Regions from separate parts of the Homo sapiens genome. Here region 2 is linked to region 1. A link is an interaction called in ENCODE POLR2A ChIA-PET data of the cell type or tissue named here. Cell type or tissue: A673. All regions are shown on one strand. Links, peaks and the distances in the headings refer to the core of each region. The heading gives the core; the rest is flanking DNA. Region 1 has its middle 68 kb from the start of SELENOF. Region 2 overlaps HS2ST1 (heparan sulfate 2-O-sulfotransferase 1).

Region 1 (2,925 bases), core at 92-2,591:
TGAGGGGAAGATACCAGTTAAGAAGGGGAAATAAAAGTGTGTAGGAGGCCAGGCACGGTGGGTCCCACCTGTAATCCCAGCACTTTGGGAGGCTGAGGTGAGCAGATCACGAGGTCAGGAGTTCAAGACCAGCCTGGCCAACATGGTGAAACCCTGTCTCAACTAAAAATACAAAAATTAGCCAGGTGCAGTGGTGTGCGCCTGTAGTTCCAGCTACTTGGGAGGCTGAGGCAGGAGAATTGCTTGAACCTGGGAGGCGGAGGTTGCAGTGAGCCGAGATTGCGCCACTGCACTCTAGCCTGGGTGACAGGGAGAGACTACATCTCAAAAAAAAAAAGGTGTGTGGGAGAGGCAATGGGTCAAACACATGGGTGCTTGGCTTCACATGGAAGGAAGAGAGCCTAGGGGAAAAGAGATGAGGATGGGTAGGAATGCACACAATCAGATAACACAGAAAGGAAAGGATCTCAGCTTTCTCAGCCAAGTGGGACACAAGGCCATTCATCAGGATTTGAGAGAGCAGCTAAGTGTTGCGTGATGGGCTTGTAAGGAAGGTTTGGAATTGTTGCTGAGGAAGGTAGGAGAGGGAGTAGATGGAGGACAAATCTGGAGTGACACTGATCCTATTTGAATTCTAACCCTGGATCTTCACTGGTTTACCGTGTGACTTTAGCTAAATTGTCTAATTATTCCTTTTCATGTTATTCGCCTATATGAAGTAGGGTTAATAATAACTACTATGAACGCATTATCAGGAACATTAAATAATAAAATGGGTGCATTTTCAGTGACATTATGAGTATCATTCTGCTTCTTTCATTACCCAATGCTAGCAAGCTAGTTCTAACTTTCGTCTTATTTTTCTTTATTCAAGCTTCACCTGGACCATTTTTCAATGGCTCAGTGGTCTGACTGTAGATATGATGACGCCACTCCATGTCCATTCAAAAGTTAAGTGAGGAGGTGTTACCTTACCTATTTAGTCACAATGGTTTTCAGAACATTCCAAATGAAGCCTGCTTTTTCTCAAAGAAAATAGAATATACATATACCAAAACATTTTCAAATTAAAATAGGCACTGAGCAGACATATTGATGCCAGGAATAATCTAAGCTCTACTCAAAGCTGGTTTGTAGGATTGTAAATTGAGACCAGCCTTTGCTTCTTACCCTATAGAGGCAGTGAGTCAGGATTTCCTGAAATTAAGCAATCATGTAAAATGCATTAGTGGCTTCCAGAACACCTCGGGCTTCCTTGTGCCAAGAAATTAACATGTTTTCTACTTGGCATCTCATTTATATTCCCCAGTGACCCCATTAAGATCCTTCTATCAACCTGAGTCAGTATGATAATGTAGCTAAGATTCATCACTGAAAGTTTATTTTTTCTGGAAATGCATTAGCTTGGTGATGATTGCTACATATCAGTGGGAGGGCTGGATTCCAAGTCTGAATCATGACTTTATAGTCAAAGTTACACTAGTTATTAGTCGTATTTGAACCTCTCACATTGCTTAACATGATTTCAATCTGGTTTTTGTCCCAACTGTACCACTGAAACTTTCCTTCACTACCAGTAATCTCCTAATTGCCAACGCTTTGTTCTTATTCTATTTGAACTTTCTTTTAGTTGTTGTTGTTTTTTGTTTTGTTTTGTTTTCATTTAAGACGGAGTCTCGCTCTTGTTGCCCAGGATGGAGTGCAATGACGTGATCTCGGCTCACCGCAACCTCCACCTCCCAGATTGAAGCGATTTTCCTGCCTCAGCCTCCCGAGTAGCTGGGATTACAGGCACGTGCCACCACACCCGGCTAATTTTTTGTATTTTTAGTAGAGATGGGGCTTCACCATGTTGGCCAGGCTGGCCTCAACCTCCTGACCTCAGGTGATCCACCCACCTCAGCCTCCTGAAGTGCTGGGATTACAGGAATGAGCCACTGTGCCTGGCCTCTATTTGAAGTTTCTGTACCAATATCACCTCTGTATTGAAAGACCTTTTGTTTCCAAAACAGCATTTTTTTCCTAGTGACCTTCTATCTTTCTTCACTGATTACTTCTTACTCCTGTACCTACCCCCGGAATGCTGCAGTTGTCCCAGGGTTAATGTCATTGTCCCTCCTCCTGTCAAGTGTCAGAAATTCAAATGGTAGCAGGGACTAGGCCAGGTAGGTAAAATGAAAGTCAGATATAATTAATAGGTAGTGTGGGGACTCTGGCAAAGAGAAGATGCATACCCCATATGAAGGCACCTACAACTGAAAGCTTTTTAAATACCATCGTGGCCAAAAAACTTTATAGACTAAGCCGTATGTCTTTTTAATAACAGAGCTGTTCTCAGAAACCAGGTCTTCTTGTCCAAGACTCTAAGGACAGGACCCATTTATAGGGTGTTTTGTGTACCACTTAACCTCTGCAGAATACATCAGTAATCCTTCCTGAATTCGAGTTCAGGGTCCTAAGTCACCCAACATGATATCCTTTTTTTTTTTTTTTTTTGAGAAGGAGTCTCGCTCTGTTGCCCAAGCTGGAGTGCAGTGACACCATCTTGGCTCACTGCAACCTCCGCCTCCAGGGTTCAAGTGATTCTCCCACTTCAGCCTCCCAAGTAGCTGGGACTACAGGCACCCACCATCATGCCCAGCTAATTTTTGTGTTTTTGTAGAGAGGGAGTTTCACCATGTTGGCCAAGCTGGTTTCAAACTCCTGACCTCAGGTGATCTGCCCACCTCAGCCTCCAAAGTACTGGGATTACAGGCGTGAGCCACTGTACCCGGCCGCATGACTTACTTTTAATATGTAAAACAGGCTACCCCAGAAGTTCACTTATACATTTGTTTCTAAATACGATGCAAACATTTTACTCTTAGTGATATCATTTTTATCTTAAAAGTTTTCCAAAGGGCCTTCTGTTTTTCTAACTTAGAA
Region 2 (2,925 bases), core at 288-2,787, 75 kb before region 1:
AATTTAATAATTAAATAATTAAAAACCTAGTGAAACTCTTAAAAGTAGGCAAAAGAGGAAAAATAAAAGACACGCTACATATAGTTGAACAAAGAATGATGGCAACCTTCTCATCAGAAACAATGCAAGCCAGAAGACAATGAAGCAATATCTTTAAAGTACTGAAACAACAAAAATGTCAGCTTAGAATTCTATACCCAACAAAAATATCCTTCAAACACTATAGCAAATAAAGACTTTTTCAGACACACAAAATGAAAAGAATTCATCACCAGTATATTTTTAAGTGTAAGTAATGTTAAAAGAAATTCTTCAGAGTGAAAAAAATGGTACCACATGAAAATCTGCATACACACACACACACACACACACACACAAAATGAAGAACACTGGGAATGGTAAATATGTCAGCAAATTTTTAAAAAATTTTTAAACATTTTATATATTTTTAAAATATAAGTTAAAGCAAAAATAATAATGTATTGTAGGACTCATGTATAGAAGTAAAATGTATAATGACGATAGCAAGAACCCAGAAAAAAGTGGTAATATATTAAGGTTCTTATACTACACATGAAATTCTATCATGTATACCATAAACCCTTAAGCAACCACTTAAAAAAAAAACAACAACAAAGAGCACTGCTAGTAAGTCATCAAATTAAAAAATGGAATTTAAAAATACCCCTTTAATCCTAAAGACAACAGAAAAAAAGGAATCACAGAACAGTTAAGATAAACAGAAAACAAATAGCAACTCACGAATTTAAACCCAACCACATCAATAATCACATTAAGTGTTCTAAACATTCCATTAACAAAAGAGATTGTGAAATTAGATGAAAGATTAGATGCTGTCTACCAAAAATCCACTTTAAATATAAATACACAAGTAGGTTAATATTAACAGGATGGGAAAAGATATACCACCTGACACTAATCAAAAGAAAACTGAAGTGTCTGTATTAGTATTAGACAAAGTAAGTATCATAGTCCATTGTGTGGTACTATAACAAAATACCTGAGACTGGGTAATTTATAGAAAACAGAAATGTATTTCTTCACAGTTCTGGAAACTGAGAAGTCCAAAATCAAGACACCAGCATCTGTTGAGGGACTTCTTGTGGCATCCTCACATGGTTGGGGGTAGAAATGGCAAAAGGGGGACAAATGCTGTCTTCTTACGTAGAAAAAAGAGAACACACTGCCACAAGCTCTTTTATAACAGTATTAATACAGTTATGAGGGGAGAGCCCTCATCACCTAAACACCCTCCACCTCCCGCCCCAATACTGTTGCATCGGAGATTAAGTTTCCAACATGTGAATTTTGGGGGAGACATTAACACCACAGCAGTAGGTTTCAGAGCAAAGAATATTACCAAGGATAAAGATGGTATCTTGTATAAAAAAAAGGGTTGGTCCATCAAGAAGACATGACAGCCTAAATGTGCATATACTTAATCACAGCACTTCAAAATACATGAAGCAAAAAGTGACATAACTACAAGAAAAACAGACAAATCCACAATTATCAAAGATTTCAAAACCCCTCTCCATAACTGATGAAGAGGCAGAAAAAAATCAAGAATACAAAACACCATAACAATACTACCAACCGACATCTACAGCATACTTCAGCCAATAACAACAGAATACATATTTTTCACGTTCACCTGGAACATTTACCAAGATAGTTTTTTTTTATTTGTAATTGACAAAACTGTATATATTTATCATGTACAACATGTTTTAAAACATGTATATATCATGGATGGCTAAATCAAGCTAATTAAGACAACATGCATTACCTCACATACTTTTTTTTTTGGTATGGTGAAAACACTTAAAATCCACTCTCTTAGCAATTTTCAAGAATACATTGTGACAGGAGAATGAGGGAAAGCTTCGGGAACCATGTCTTTAGGTAAGTGAGGCAACAGAATCAGGTGCACAAATGACCGAACAGGAGCACTGACAGTTACCATCTATTGTTAACAGGCAGAAAGGCAGAATACGTAAGTACAGGTACTGGTAGGTGGGTAGATCTTAAAAATAACTAGGCTATAGTGAACCATGATTATGAAGTTCATCTATAAGTACATCCTTCAAAAATGGTCTTCTGGAGAGCAATCTTTGAACATTCATTATTATTTCAATTTCTCTAAGTGCCAAAAAGCTATTAGAAGGCCTACCAGAGTGGTGGACAGACATCCTGGAATTATCTTAATTGAGATCAACTATTTCAGGTGACTACTCCATGGCACTAGACATCCTATTCAAGACTAAGTGAGGCACCAATTACCAATTCTAGAATAACTGTATTCCTATTAACCCAAAGTCCTCAAAACAGTAGCTACTATGAGGTTTTCCAAATGATTTCAGAAGTGAGGAAATCTAGCATTCTCTGGAACATCTTACAGGTATTGCTGCATGGTTTCAGGAACTTACTTGTAAAAACTACCAAATTCCAAAAAGCAGTCTCAACCTTGGCCCTGGAATTAGTTGTTTAGTCTAGTAGAGTTTTAAGAACATAATGACTAACATTAATTCTCACCAATGGATGATTACATAATCCATTCTCAATTATTTTCCCCATGTAAAAGATTATTCCTAATGTGCTCATAAATCCATATAGAGATGTAAGAATACAGTCAACAAATATTATTTACAATGCTAAAACCCTATAGAAAATAAAGTTACCAAGCACATAGTTCTATCACTTATGTGAGAAAATATTTCACTGCACTGTTCGACCAGTCAATATTAGCAACAAGTGCGCTCTTGAAATTCGGGAAGAACTACTTTTTACCAGCCACAAATTCTGACATTTTATAGTAACGAGTCACAGTTAAATAGTTTTCATTTGGATTCCCTGTCCTTTTCCATTTCTCACTAGAAAATTAAGTCTACATTTTAATACAAT

What was found. Peaks named below come from ENCODE experiments on the same cell type or tissue, not always from the same donor. Only the 100,000 strongest peaks of a DNase experiment are listed, where the experiment ranks them.
Region 2: POLR2A ChIA-PET joins it to region 1 with 5 read pairs; 10 of 35 experiments call an interaction of 5 or more read pairs at or near these places.

The regions. Positions count from the first base shown.
Region 1 is chr1:86,844,777-86,847,701 of GRCh38, reverse strand. No RefSeq gene overlaps it. Among named protein-coding and RNA genes, the nearest start is that of SELENOF, 68 kb to the left of the region's middle. In A673, for the core only: no CTCF peak of the experiment used is centred there; a DNase peak (open chromatin) is centred at 1,281; H3K27ac peaks cover 1,426 bases.
Region 2 is chr1:86,919,872-86,922,796 of GRCh38, reverse strand. All of the region lies in intron 1 of HS2ST1 (heparan sulfate 2-O-sulfotransferase 1), which reads right to left. Among named protein-coding and RNA genes, the nearest start is that of HS2ST1, 6.7 kb to the right of the region's middle. In A673, for the core only: no CTCF peak of the experiment used is centred there; no DNase peak of the experiment used is centred there.